2 separate regions of the Mus musculus genome follow, and region 2 is linked to region 1. Evidence: chromatin contacts called from ENCODE Hi-C or POLR2A ChIA-PET data. All regions are on one chromosome and are shown on one strand. The core of a region is the stretch at or near the end of the contact, and the rest is flanking DNA. Distances in the headings are between cores, read along the strand shown.

Evidence for each region. Hi-C counts contacts between places; a loop is a spot of excess contacts on that map. ChIA-PET counts read pairs that join two places held with the same protein, here RNA polymerase II (POLR2A).
Region 2: a loop to region 1 is called in a map of v-Abl transformed pro-B cells, with 2.3 times the contacts of the local background. The contact joins the enhancer-like site here to the promoter of Gatd3a in region 1. A Hi-C loop is called at or near these places in 1 of 37 maps with a recorded cell type or tissue (v-Abl transformed pro-B cells). POLR2A ChIA-PET finds 5 or more read pairs at or near these places in 1 of 5 experiments (Patski).

The regions. Positions count from the first base shown.
Region 1 is chr10:78,167,879-78,171,573 of GRCm38, forward strand. Gatd3a (glutamine amidotransferase like class 1 domain containing 3A) reads right to left here and starts at 1,877. Exons shown (of 7, transcript NM_138601.3): 1 at 1,717-1,877; 2 at 1,495-1,547; 3 at 931-1,044. The coding sequence starts at 1,851. Pwp2 (PWP2 periodic tryptophan protein homolog (yeast)) reads right to left here. Exons shown (of 21, transcript NM_029546.2): 21 at 3,032-3,695.
Region 2 is chr10:78,397,784-78,401,478 of GRCm38, forward strand. Rrp1 (ribosomal RNA processing 1 homolog (S. cerevisiae)) reads right to left here. Exons shown (of 13, transcript NM_010925.2): 13 at 2,579-3,201. The coding sequence ends at 3,011. Among named protein-coding and RNA genes, the nearest start is that of Mir6907, 8.9 kb to the right of the region's middle. Within about 2 kb of position 1,815, at least 1 of the 3 ENCODE cell types and tissues checked has a DNase peak (open chromatin) inside an H3K27ac peak, as active enhancers do.

The sequences.
Region 1 (3,695 bases), core at 627-3,126:
GGGTTAGATTCAGGGGCCAGGGTTCTAGACAGAAGAGGAACTCCCTAAAGACAGCCTTGGTAGTTAAATTGCAGTTCCTCTCTCTTACCTTTTCAGTCTCAGCCCCTACCCTGCAACCAAGCCTCAGATAAGAAATGTTGTGGGCTGGAGAGATGGCTCAGTGGTTAAGAGCACTGGCTGCTCTTCCAAAGGTCCTGAGTTCAAATCCCAGCAACCACATGGTGGCTCACAACAATCTATAATGGGGTCTGATGCCCTCTTCTGGTGTGTCTAAAGATAGCTACAGCATACTTATATATAACAAATAAATAAATCTTTAAAATAAAAAAATGTAGTTGTGCTGGGCATAGAGTCAACTGCTTTTGATCCCACCAACACTTTGGAGGCAAAGACAAGAGAATCTCTAGGAATCCAAGGCCACCCTGGTCTGTATATAGTGAGTTCCAGGCCTGTGAGGGCCAAACAGACTCTGTCTCAAACAAACAACAAAAACAAAAACCCGAGGCAGTGGTGGAGTATGCCTCTTATCCCAGCACTCAGTAGGCAGAGGCAGGAGGATCAGAGTTCAAAGCCAGCCTGGTCTACAGAGTGTGTTCCAGGACAGTCTCTCTACATAGAGAAACTTTGGGAAAACAAAACAAAACAAACAACCCCTCCCTGCCAAAAACAAAGCAACAAGATAAAGGGAACACAGTACCACACAGGGACTAGCCAGAGCAGAGCATGACCACCTCACACCCAAAGGCTACTGCTACCCCTGTAACGGTCACGGGGAGGTCAGAAACATTTGGCCCATGGCCATGTATTTCCAGAACAGCCGGATGACAGTTGCTTTGAGGGACAGACACTTGATCACATAATCAGGAAGGCTACAGTACAGGAGCTGCTCATGGGAACAGGGCTCTTGTAAGGTCCTTTCCCTACCCATACCTGCTTTCCCTCTCAGAAGGCTCCCCCTTGGTGTGGTCAATCACGTGCATCTGAGGGACATCGGGAGCAAAGATCTGGACCTCAGCCCCGCCTCGGCTCAGGTGCACCAGGATCCTATATGAAGAAAATCCACAAAGACATCACTTCCAAATGTGTCCTCCGGCCTCACAGCATGACGATTTTACAGATGGACTGGCACCAAGTGCTGGGGAATTCCTAGTTTATAGGACACCTAGTTGCTTTTACGAAGGCACGGCTCCTGCCGCTTACAGACTTCTGCAAGGTAAGGGTAGAACCAGAATAAGTAGGCAAGGCATCCTTTTACTGACTGATGAGCAGCGAGGGTTGTTGACTCCGCAGGTGTTGCATTTTGGGTATGTTCAAGACCCCAGCTTGCTGCCAGGCATTCTGCCTTCACCCAGGGTCCGGGTGGCATCTTTTGTGTCTTGGCTGTGCTAACTTTGGCTTTGGACTTATCACGATGTGAACCCACTGCGCTTGGTCACCCTCTGGCCATTTCTGCCTTTTAAACCAAGAGAGTGTTTACAAACTCTGAGGACTTACGCTGAGGCCTCATGGATCTCGGTTCCGTCATAGACTCCACAGCCCGACAGCACCTGCAGGAAGAGAGGCACTGACGAGGGCGAGGGCCCAACACGCAATTACCGAGGGAGGGGAGGCTGAACCCCACCAAGAGCCGACCTTGGGCGGACAGCTGGTCGACCCCAGGCTGCGGGGACCTAGCAAGGGAAGGCACTCGGCCTGGGAGTCTGGCTCTGCACTCACCAACGCCACCCTGGCCCCGGGCCGCGGTGCGGAGCTGTGAAGGGCTGCGCGCTGGGAGGGAGCCCGGTGGTATCTGGAGAGCGGTAGGAGCGCAGAAGCCAGCCTTGGCGCCACCAAAACCCTGACGGCAGCCATCACGAAGGGCAGCCAGCCACAGTGGTGTCAGGAGAACGTGCGCCGTGGGGCGGGGTCGCGCCTGGCCAATGGAGGAGCGCGTAACAACCCCTTTCTGGAGAGGGCCAGTGGGTGGGGCCGCGCCTGCGCAGTGACCGACGGCGTACGGGAAACCCAGCACCTTTTTCCCTGGAGGACTAGCGGGAGGGAGGGGCCACAGATCTCAGGACACGCCCCCCCTCACCTAAGAGACCGGTTGGCTGGACTTCTCCAGCTCAATGACCGACCGAGCTGGGACACGCCTCTTCTCGGTTTTGAGAGGGCAAGCAAGCAAGTATGCCAGGTTAGGACCTTCCTGCGATCGACCTTGTTGAGCGGCCCGGTCTGCCTAGTTAATGTTTGAAGGGCGCTCATCTTGGTGTAGGCCACCTTGACTACCTATTGCAATTCCAGTCTATGCAATGACTAAAAACTGATTTTAAATAACGGGGTCAGAGCAAGCCCCGCGCCCTCACGGTGCAATCGTAAATTGCTCCTGCCATTGTGTTCTGGGTACCTCTGCAGCTTCCTCACAGGCCACAGTTCTGCCAGTCACGATTCAGTGAAGAGCTGAGCTGAGCATCGTACCTTCCATTTCCTATTTTGAATCAATGTGATTGCTATAGTTGCATACAGTCCGGTGTCCATCGGGGTAATGACCAGATAACTCCCAGAGTTTCACTGCCTCTCCCTAGCCACAGTGAAGGCTGTCAAAGGTGACCTGGCTTCTCTCAACTCCTAGGGATAATTAGCTGCTGGGTGTTCCCATCTTAAGATGGGAACCCTTTCACATTTAGGAGACATTTAGGCCTGGGATGCACAGTATATGCAGAAGCCAGGGAGCATACAGAAGTGGGTTTGGTGGCCCAACACCATTACAGCGAGTCAGGGATTATTCAGTTTCAGGGGACAGTAGTTGGGGGGAGGGGTGGAGCAGTGTCAGGCAATTTGCATCTGGCTGTCCACAGGGGTGGAGTGGGCATGGTTACCACGGAGCAGACTTGTAAAATACTCCAAACTGAGCCCAGTTTCTGGTATGAGAATTAAACTGGATGAGATGTATGAGATGTATGGTGATGGCTGAAGCATGGTTCAGCACTACTTGCCTGCCCTTCCCTGGGCCCTCAGTTCCACATTCATACCACACACAGACAAAACCAGTAAAGCTTCATAAAACTGTATTTGTACTGCAGATGGGGATCCCAAGATGGCACCAAAACAAGCGGGTCCTTGTCTGGGCGGCCAGGGGCCTGGCTGTCCCTGGGCACATAAGAAGCAGTTTCCTTTTCTACCCCAAGCTACACAGAGAAATGCTCTGCAGAACAGGAAACCTGGCGACACCAGGCTAAGCTCTGGCTTCTCCCCATAACGGTGTTCAAGCCTGAGCGGGTTCCAGGTGACCAAGACAGTATAGTATCAGTGTATCCTGAGTATGACAAGGGTGCGACAGCTAATGGCTCTCAGTGCACCAGGTGCCACACAGATCCATTCCTGTGGCCTGGACAGAGGCCAGTGAATAGTTATCAGCATGAGTTGGCACCTGTGGGTCTCTTCACTGGCGAGTGACATGCTGGGCCTGGTCAACCCCATGAACAGGAAGTATCGGTAAAGCACCACTCAGGCATGTCCCTTCTCCCACATAACCTGTACATACTGGCAAAGATCAGTCCAAGCTTCCCTGGCCAGCCTTGGGCTGTCACAGCCACCCGCTGGGGTCAGCCCAGCACACACCATTTCTTCACTACTTACAGATATCAGGGCCACAGGCCCGAGCAGTCACCGATCTCCCTGCTTACTTGAAGACAATGTCTCACCCAGGACACATT
Region 2 (3,695 bases), core at 565-3,064, 230 kb after region 1:
GCCTCTGTCAGCTCCTGCCTCCAGGTTCCTGCCCTGATGTCCTTCCTTCCCAGATTGCTTTTGGTCATGGTGTTCATCACAGCAACAGAAACCCTGAGCGAGCAGGTAAGGAAGGGGTGGGTCCTGGGTGGGTGGTCCTGCCAGGAATAGAACCTTAAGGTTTGGTCAGAGCCTGTGGGGAGGAGTCTAACAGAGAAAGGGAGAATGTGAACAGGCTAGGTTCCTGAGGTCTGGGTCCAGCAGAAGCATCCTCTCTGGGCACAGACTCACATGAGGGTCAGAGCCCACATCAAAACCAGTGGGGCAGTTAAGAAAGCGTAGAAATAGATGAGCTTGACATTTAATTCAATAGGCTCTTAATAAAGCAGGCAATCCCCCCCCCCCGCGTGGTGTGAGTGTGTGGGGCTGTTCTTGTCTTCTTGTTTGATCCCCTGGTGATCTTAAGAGAAAACCTTCAGGGCCCCAGGATAGCCTTCAGAGCTGATCCAAGCCATAATATCCCCAGCTTGGGTTTTTGCTTGCTCTGTGGCCTTCAGACATCATCCCTATTGCAATGAAAGGTGTGTGTGTGTGTGTGTGTGTGTGTGTGTGTTGTTTTGTTCGACTAGCCTCGAACTCGAGAGTCTCCTGCCTCTGCCTCTTGAGTGCCGGAGTTAAAAGTATGTACCACCACCGCCAGGTTGGAAAAATATTAAAAATAAATTACATTCAGTCCACCTCTCTGTAACTACTACAGGCTCTCAACTTGGGGACTCAAATACCTGTAGATGCAAACTGTCCAAAAGCAACAGTTTCACATTGAGTATGGTCTGCACTGAACTTGCATGTGCCTCCCCTCACCCCTTATTTCCTTTAACAAAGCATGGCAGCCATTGGTGTAGACTTTTGCCTTGTACCAAGAGTGAACATGAAGTACATAGGAAGTTCTATGGGGTTCTGTGAAGATAGTTTGGAGATTTTAGTGTTAGTTAGGGATTTTAGTGTTGGTGATGCTCAGTGTTTGTGGGGGTCCTGAAACCCACCTCCCCATCAGTACCAAGAAATTCCTTTTCTCCTGTGTGTTCATGTGTGTGTGTGTTCATGTGTGTTTGTGTTCATGTGTGTATGTGTCTGTTCATGTGTGTATGGGCTTGGGGAGGGGCCTGTTTTCTGATGGAGGTCACACAGTCAAAGAGGCAGAGCCTCTCCTGGTCCATCACCTCCTTAGATCAACTGGACTGCCCAGAAAAGAACAAGGTAGCCAGGTGAGCATCCGCATGAACTGCCACACCCAACAGGACAGGGCATGGCAAGTTCCCACACTGTGAACAGGGGGTACTGCTGGGTCGCCTGGTTCACCCCCATAGTCTGGGGCTGTATGTCGGAGGCCAAGCCGCGGACTGACAGGCGAGGGTTCACACTGGGAGCAGGGGCTGTCATTCGGAAGACCCGCAACAGGTGAGTTGCAGAAAAGCCTGGTGGTTCTTCAAACAGCTGCCCAGGCAGCTGCACTCCTGGGTGTCTCCCCCCCACCCCCCGAGAGCAGTAAAGAGGCCTGAGCCCTGAGAACAGCTCAGTGACATGCAAAGACCATGCATCACTGCACAATCCCAAGTGCGCCTGTGCAGAGCAGCCCCACCCCCACCCCCCACCGACATGACGCAGATCAGAGGCTGCCGACCCAGGGAGCAGGCTCACCAGGCGTAACAGATGTGTAACTGCTGGCGGCTGCCCAGTTCTGAGAATATCCTGTTATCTCACGAATGAGACAGTGGGTATGTGCCTTGTGACTGCTCTCAAAGCTGTGAACACGGGATTGAAGATGGCCACTTTCGCACAGATAATGTTATCCTCTGGGGTGCATGGCACTGCCTGATCTCCATCAGTCAAGATCCACAGTCAATGTTGAGGGACTTGGTGATTCTTGTCTGGAGTCAAGCAGTTACTAAAGAGACTGCAGACATAGAAGTGCTTCACATGGTGGTGCTGGCTGCAGGTCTCCCCCAGGGGAAACAGGCGTAGAACCCAGGGCCTCACTCAATTAGAACCAGGGTGTCACACCCAGTGACTGTCCTAAGCAGCTCTCTCAGAATGGTGACCCACACCACCCAATGCTGTCTCCTGTGCACTCTGGGATGTGCTTAGGCTACCACAGCGTCCAGGGGCAGAGACTGCTTAGGCACTGTCTTTCCTCCCATGACCTGGCCTCCTGCAGCCCTGGATGCCCCAGTAGTGACCCCAAGGAAGGGACAAGCCCATAGCAGCAGGGCTTGAGTCTGCTCTATTCAGAATAAGAGCCCAGTCAGGTCATGCTCAGGCTGCCAGCTGGGGTCTCTATAAATGCTGTGTACAGTGTCCCAAAGAGAGGTGGTGACAACAGCCAGGCTCTCCTGCCATGGCCCTGTCACTTCAGTCTCAGGAACCTCCTGAAAACCCTCAACAATGCAAGTCTGAGATAGGAGCACAGAGCATGAACCCACGGGCAGGCTCTATTGCAAGGGTTCTCAGATGCACATAAACTCAAAAGTAAGATGAAAATACACACCTCACCCAGGAAGTGACATCTGCTATACCCCTACACACACACACACACACACATCCAAAAATGGGAGAAGCAGCCATGTGCTGTAAGGACCCGCAGTTTATTTGTGGGCAGCCAAGGGTGGAGGGGACAGTGACCACACAGTTACTTGGTTTTGTTTTCCTGACTATGGTGGAGGGAAGCTGAGACAGGGATTTACTCTGCAACCCAGGCTGGACTCAGTCTCCAGATCTTCTGGCCTCTCTGGCTAGGATCAGGCACAGCCATAGCATATGTACAAGTGAAATGTTGAGTGTTTTTCTGAGATGCAGGTCATGGCTCTGAGGCAGGATCATGCTTAAAGGCTGGGACTAAACCAAGAGTTTCTTCCGTCCTCCTCCTGCTCCTCCCCTATAGGACGGACGCTCAGAACCTCGGCATTCAGAGGCTGCAGGAGCATGCCCAGGTATCCTGCCCCATTCCACCATGTGCCAGCCTGGGCTGTGCACCTCACTCTGCACTCTGTGATGACTGTATCCTCTTCTTGGGTTGCTGGGCCCCAGCCCCCTTTGCCCTAGCCCCGGGCTTCCTCCTCTTCCCAGGAGGACCCCCTTGGCCAGCCTTCTCATCCGTTTTCCTGTTCCTCTTCCTCTTCCTTCCTGGGCCTGGGTCTGCACTTGAGGATTCTGCCTCACTCCCCGCTGTGGACAAAGTAAGGCTTGTGAGCAAACTCCTGGGACAATATGGTGTCCTTCAGTCACGGCAGTGCCAGCACTGGGGACAGCACCAGCTATGGCTGCTGACCAGGGTGAGCTTCATCCTGGGTCCCAGGATGATCCCAGGGAGGGCTCAGGAACTGATCTCCAGAAAGACTAGCCAGAGGACAGGGTGAAGGGCCCAGACATGGAGCAGGGTGTGAAGACAGTGCAGGAAGAGAGGTAGAGATGGCTATCTGACAAGAGGGCCAGGGGCCGTACCCCCAGGACCAGCAAACATTAACTCAACCTGCTGTGTCAGAGCTGAAAGACGGTGTCTGGGCTGAGGCTGGGGCCATGCCAAGGGCAGGCTGGTGAGAAGATACTGCCCAGCTGGGACCAATATGTATGGGCCTCAGTGTGGAGATAGCTGGGCCAGAGACAGGGTGAATGCAGTGACCTTTGGCAGGGCAGATGGCAGATCCTAGGTTAGCATATGA